2 separate regions of the Mus musculus genome follow, and region 2 is linked to region 1. The links are chromatin contacts, found by Hi-C or POLR2A ChIA-PET in ENCODE. All regions are on one chromosome and are shown on one strand. Each heading gives the region's core, a stretch centred on a gene start or an enhancer-like site at or near the end of the contact. The rest is flanking DNA. Distances are from core to core; before and after follow the strand shown.

Evidence for each region. A loop is a pair of places that touch in the nucleus more often than their neighbours do. ChIA-PET counts read pairs that join two places held with the same protein, here RNA polymerase II (POLR2A).
Region 2: a map of heart shows a loop between it and region 1 (13-fold over the local background). The contact joins the promoter of Coprs here to the promoter of Cdc16 in region 1. A Hi-C loop is called at or near these places in 1 of 37 maps with a recorded cell type or tissue (heart). POLR2A ChIA-PET finds 5 or more read pairs at or near these places in 1 of 5 experiments (embryonic stem cell).

Annotation. Positions count from the first base shown.
Region 1 is chr8:13,755,949-13,759,150 of GRCm38, forward strand. Cdc16 (CDC16 cell division cycle 16) reads left to right here and starts at 1,708. Exons shown (of 18, transcript NM_027276.3): 1 at 1,708-1,906; 2 at 3,050-3,104; 3 at 3,192-3,202. The coding sequence starts at 1,859. All of the region lies in intron 1 of Gm46032 (a long non-coding RNA gene), which reads right to left.
Region 2 is chr8:13,888,559-13,891,760 of GRCm38, forward strand. It overlaps Coprs (coordinator of PRMT5, differentiation stimulator), which reads right to left and starts at 1,713. Exons shown (of 4, transcript NM_025556.3): 1 at 1,609-1,713. The coding sequence starts at 1,677.

The DNA.
Region 1 (3,202 bases), core at 458-2,957:
AAGAGATAAAGGGATTGCATCATAGCTCAACCTACTCTGATGGATACAACAAGAAACATTCAGGTGTTGTTGACACTGGGCCACAAAGTTTATCCTAGAGAACTGCACAGTTGAGTTACACACAAAACAAACCACATACGAACCTCATAGTGTTTTAAGGAAGTTTATACTATTCCCTTGGGCCACATTTATAGCTCTCCTCTGTCACATGGGACCTACCGCCACAGACTGGAGAACTCTATAAAACATCGCAAAGAACAAGGTGGCTTCCGATGAAGAAAAGCATTTAAAGTATCCTCGTGAGCCAAGCACGTCTCAGAATGAAATATTGTACCTCTCAGCTTGCTTGTAGAAGAGGAGATATATTTGTAATTACACACACAGACAAAGTACAGAAAGGATGCAGAGGAGGATATGCTAGGTAGGATATGTTAGGTAGGATATGCTAGGTAGGATATGTTGTAGTCGCTACATCTGGGAAGACAAAGGAAAAGAGGAACTCCATAGTGTTGTTGTAGGCTTTACAGAGAGATCATGGGAAACTCAAGACAATTCAGGAAAATTCACTGCAGACAGGAGAGGCAGATGGGGCTCCTTAATATTCTGCAAGCATACACTTGTGCTTCGTACTGTCGTAAAGAAACCTGCAATGCATTCTGCAAATAGCTCAACACATACACACTGCTAATCGTTTGTTTGTCCCAAGTGTCTCTCCAGGAACAATGAAGGTCTCGGCAGCCTGGGACGGTGCAAACCCAGCTGCACAGAGCAATAACAGGAAGAAGTGCAGGAGACATACGGAGACACAAACCAGTATAATCTCAGGAGTAAGGCTGACCCTTGACCAGAGGCAGTATTAAACTTTGGAATAATTGCCTTTGTTTGCTCTTTATAAGGTTTTCTTGGCTGGAGATGAGATAAAAAGACGGGGTGTTAGAATGTTAATCCGCTTCTTTCTCAGATAACTAGCTCTCTGAATAACATCTGACTTAAAGATTAAATTCCTGTCTTTGATGTTTACCATCTGTGGTGACAGCACAAATTTCCTTTATAAAACAATTCTATTCGTAAAATGAATGAAAACAGCCGTAAATATGGTCAACTATGCCTTACCACACACCCGCTTCAAGTCAATAAGTACGGTTGGATCACTACCTACAAATGGAGAAGACAGGAAAAGTGTGTGTGTCCTTAAAATATTACCCTGTCATACATATGTGTCATTCACAGAAAAGGATGCAGCCAACTGCTCACAGGGGTGAGAGCAGAACATTTGAGTGGTACCAGTCTCTATACTTTCAAAAGGCTGCACAGTGCACAGAATGGAATTTTAAGAACACAAAATACCCTGTGTGGTGATGGACCTCTTTATTTCCAGCACCCAAGGAGGTGTGTTTGTGTGTGTGTGTGTGTGTGTGTGTGTGTGTGTGTGTGTAGGAGTCTGAAAGTAAGAGGCCAGTCTGGTACCCAGGGACAGCTCTGGACCACCCAGGACTGTAGAGAGAAAAATTCGATCTTAAAAATATCCGGTAGGGAGAAGGGTAGCTATAGAAGCGTCTCTTCCACTCCCGGAAGGCACGGAGTCCCGCTAGATCCCTTTTCCCTCCCGGACAAAGGCGAACAGGTTAGGACTAGGAGCTGGCGCCCAAGATCGCCACGGAACCATTAGAGTGGGCACACACCCGACGGGGGGAACGCTTTTGCACGGGACTTCCGGGGTAGGGCCTGTCGGAGCGGAAGTGCCGTGTGGCGCGCGGGGTCTGGTCCGGGCGGTGGTCGGCGGGCTTGGGTCCCTCGACACCCCGGGGGCGCGCGGAGGCTCGAGAGGGCGTCGGGTGCCTGCCCTGGCCTCGCGGCCATGAACCTGGAGCCGCTGCGCAAACGCGTCCGGCAGTACCTGGACCAGGTGCGCGGCGGGGGGCCGGACGCTGGGCTTCGGGGCGGTGGGGCCCGGCGGGGAGCGCGGCCCCGATGGCTCCGATCCTGCGTGGACTGCGGGAGCAGGGCTGGGCTGGGCTGGGACGGCTGCACTGGGACCTTGGAATCTGGCCGGACCGTAGGACATTTGGGAGGATTTAGTTGTGTTTCTTATTGGACAGAATACTTGGGAAGACAAGCTAGCTGTCTCCAGTTAGGACTGGAAACAATACCCCGTGCTGGATCTTCAGCCTCCGCGCTGCTCTCGAGTGGACAAGCCGGGACTATTCGAGGGAAGGGGTGTCTCTGGGGTCCACGTCATTGTCATGTCATTTGGTTTTTTGCTAAAATGCTTGCTCTCCCGATAAATGGGAAACGGAAGAGATGCTAAGTGAATGAGCCAGAGGTTTGCACTTCGCTGGAAGGCTGCGTGCTAAGGGGCAGTCGGTTTGTGATTATTTTCTTTGGCACTGAGATGTAGAGAGGACAATGTGGGCCTCTTTTTTCACTCTGGGGGCATCTGTTCAGAGCAGATTCTCGGGTCCATAAGACTTTCTCCTGGCTACTCATTGGGCTACCCTGTTCTGACTATATCCTGAGGAACTGAGGCAGAGGCAGTAAGAGCTAGGGATCAGCACTAACCAGGACAGATTCCTGAGTGTCTTTCCGCTGTCAGATTAAGTGTTGTTAGAGTTGACTACAGGGGGCGACATTGCCCATGACCAGTGACTGTTAAGGGTTATGGGTTTAATTGTGAAATATTTGAATCTAGTGCTCTGCTAGATGCTACTTTAGGATTCATTTGAGCTTGTGGGAAGTGTTATTACATAAATGTCAGTATCAGAAGTTCTAGATGACTGCATTTCAATCGCTTATGCACTGTTTTAGATACTAGCTGATACATTTTTGGTAGTGTATGAGTTAAACTGCTATCTTGAATTGTATATATGAAGTTCTTACGGTAATGACGACCTAAAACTCACACTAGCTGAGCTGTAAAATACAGGTGATTGGTGGGCCCCGTGCTACATCTAAGAACGTGTTGTAGTGAGTGGTGGATTTGGTGTGTGGATTTATATTAGTCGACTGTGGGGGCAACAGCAGTCACCCTGTGTTTGCTTTTTGTATGCAGCAACAGTATCAAAGTGCTCTGTTTTGGGCAGACAAGGTAGCTTCACTCTCTCATGGTGAGTGACATGCAATTTATTTCCCCTAATTAATCTCTAGAAAGCTCCCCATGAGCCTCTGACCACTTGTGTAATTTTGCCCCTCAGAGGAGCCCCAG
Region 2 (3,202 bases), core at 463-2,962, 130 kb after region 1:
TAGGCTGTGACCTTTAGATACTGGAATGGCTGTTCTGATCTGGCAGGGGTCGTATGATGGAGGATATTTATAAAACATCTAACATATGTTGGAGACGTAGCTCAGTTGGTCAAGTGTCTGCCTAGTGTACACAAAGCTACACACTGATTTTTCCAACACTACATAAAACCAGGCATGGTGGGCCACTCTGTAATCTGAGCATTTAGGAGATAGGTGCAGGAGGATCAGAAGTCCTGGCCACAGAGTGAGCCCAGCTCCTGGGCTACATGAGACCCTGTCTCAAAAATATTACAATAAAGCCAACAATAATAACAAAACCACCTGTTAGACTGCAAGAAGTAACACTTCTTTGACTTAAATTGCAATATTTATTTTATTTGTGTATATTTGTGTGTGTGTGAATATACCAGGAGGATCCCCTGGAGAGGGAGTTGCAGAGGGCTGAGACATCTGTTGTGGGTGCTAAGAGCCAAGCCAAACTCTGTAAGACCACCATGGCTGTCTTTCCAGCCTTCATCCTGCATGTAAATAAACTGTACTTAGCACTCACCCTAATTACCGTTCATTATCTAGTCACCCCTGAGCTTTAATGACTCTATCTCCTGTAGTCCGTGATAACCACAGACCACTGCTGCCCCCTATGGTGCTGGACCTCTTACTTGAACCTCACGCCTATCTCCCTACTCCTGCTCACCCTTCCACTTAAAAGCTTCGCGAGCCCTCCACTGCCATCACAGACCAGCAATGCCATTCATATTGACTCTCACGTTCCTTTCTGTAAGAAGCCTGCTCTCCGACCCAAGCTCCAAGGCCATTTGCCTTGCCCTTTCTCATATCCAGACCTTTGCTGGGCCTACCCTCTCACCCAAGAACATCCTTTCCAGATCCGCCCTAACAACATCACTCTCCTATTTTGCAAAAGTGATTTTCTTTGCAAATCTATTGGTACTTGAATAGCAGCTTCAAGTACCATCACTGAGGCTCTGGTAAGCGTTCTATTCATTCATCCAATTAGGATACACCAGGCATAGGTGCGGCTTCTGGGAAACAGGATGTCTACAGTCAAGAAGCTCGCAGTAGGTGGATGCAATACGGGCAGGTCATGGGGAAAGGCTGTATGGCGCGCACTTAAAAACAAGTTTCTGAAAACCCGTGTCACAAGGGGACCATTCGTTTCATCAAATGGGAAAAAGCACGGGTGACATCTGGCGTCCAAGGTCAGCTACACATCCCCACCAATGGCCAGAGGTCCTCAAGGTGAGAAAAAAAAAATCCGTTTCCTCGCAGCTCCCACCTGACCCAGCCCCCTGCGGCTGGAGCGGGCTCAGGGCAGCCGGCTCCGGGAAGCCAGCTCCGCGTTCCCTGCATTCACTCCCGCAGATGCTCCCCAGCAGCCCCAGTGTCCCTCTCCCTTCAGCGCCAGCCACAGCCTAGGGCTCGGGTCCGCGCGCGTTCCCGCGCCCACTGCCGTTACCGGCCAGGCTCTCTGCGTGCACTCGCGCGGCCCCGGCGTTTCCCGGGTGAGCGGCCTCCCGGCAGCGCGTGAACCCCGCGGTTTCCCGCCTGGGTGGTCGCGGATGCCCGCGTCCCCCACCCCGTCGCGCTCACCTCCGCGCTGGGGGCCTCCTGCGAACTCCGCTCGCCCGGGCCCCGACCGGTGGCTGCCTGAGGGTCCATGCCCGGCCGCCCACAGCCAGGCGCCTGGGACGCTCCGGCACGTGACGGCCGACGGGCTGCGGACAAGCCAATCGGCGTGGGGCGGCGCGGCGACCGAGGGGGCGGGGCGGCGCAGGGGCAGCGCCGGACGGCACGCCCACCTGCGTTGTTGTGCGGGACCGCAGGCTCTACAGCTCTTTCTGACCTCTAGTGCTGGTTTCGAGCCTTAGGCCTGATTGGGCACTGAGCCATCCCAGCCACACGGGGCTTTCCTACTGCATTGTGAAATGACACATAGAGCCCACCCGGGTGTCACACAGTCACAGCCGATGGGCTCCATCACTTTTCTCTCTACCCAATCACAGGGTTTTCCAGATTGCAGGCTGCACCCGCACTACAGCATCCCTTAATGAGGGACTTCAGCAACCTGAAATGATCTGAAATGATAACCCAGCAGCCTGGAGACATGCTGCTTTGATTTAATGATCGTCTTTAAAGTCAATCTGCAAGGAACCAGGATAAAGGAGCAAAACAACGTGCCACCACAAAAACAAGGTGGTGTTAGGAACTTAGAGTCAAAAGCCAGTGCTCCAAGTCAGTAATGTGACTTTGTTGAATAATTCTCCGTTTTCCGTTTCTCTTAGGAGTGTCAGAGGCTACAGCTAAAAAGTTTTGCCCACATGACTACTGGAACAGGAGCTGGACAAAGATGATACCAGTAGACATGCTAATTGGCTCACAAAGCCTCAACCCTACACACAGAACTATAGGCAACTAAGGATTGCTGAGAGTGGGAGAGATAGCCTTCCCCAAGGAAGAGTACCGTTGGTTATCCAGTACCCAGTGGTTGGTTATCCAGTATTCAGTGGTTGGTTATTCAGTACCCAATGGTCTGCCCTGGAAGCCCTACACATGCAAGTAACATTGTATAGACTGAGCAGATTGTATTTAGGTACATTCACATACACACACACACACACACACACACACACACACACACACATGCACACATACACATTCACACATTCACACATACACATTCACAGATACACACATTTGTCACACATATACACATACAAATGAGCGTTCACACACAACACATTCGCGCGCGCACATTCACACACGTTCACACATATATTTCTCACACACACATTCACACATACATTTCTCACACATATACACACACATTCACCCATACACATTCACACACGTTCACACACACACACACAAATAGATTTCACACACGCACACACACAAGCGCGCGTTTGACTAACCTGTTCTCAGGAGATACTTGCTTCCCACTGCATGATTGCTATTCCCACAGCAGCTTGGGGAAAGGAATCAGAAATGTTTACTTACCTTCCAATTTTGTTTTGAACAGGAGTCTTGCTAGACAGCCCAAGTTCAATTAGAAATCGAGATCTTCCTGTCTGTTTCAGCTTTCCAAGTGCAGAGATTACACGTGTGAGCCACCACACTCTGACTGAAAGAGAAATCTGCACCGAATGATAACAAGCTTTAAAAATAGCACGCACTGCCATGACTT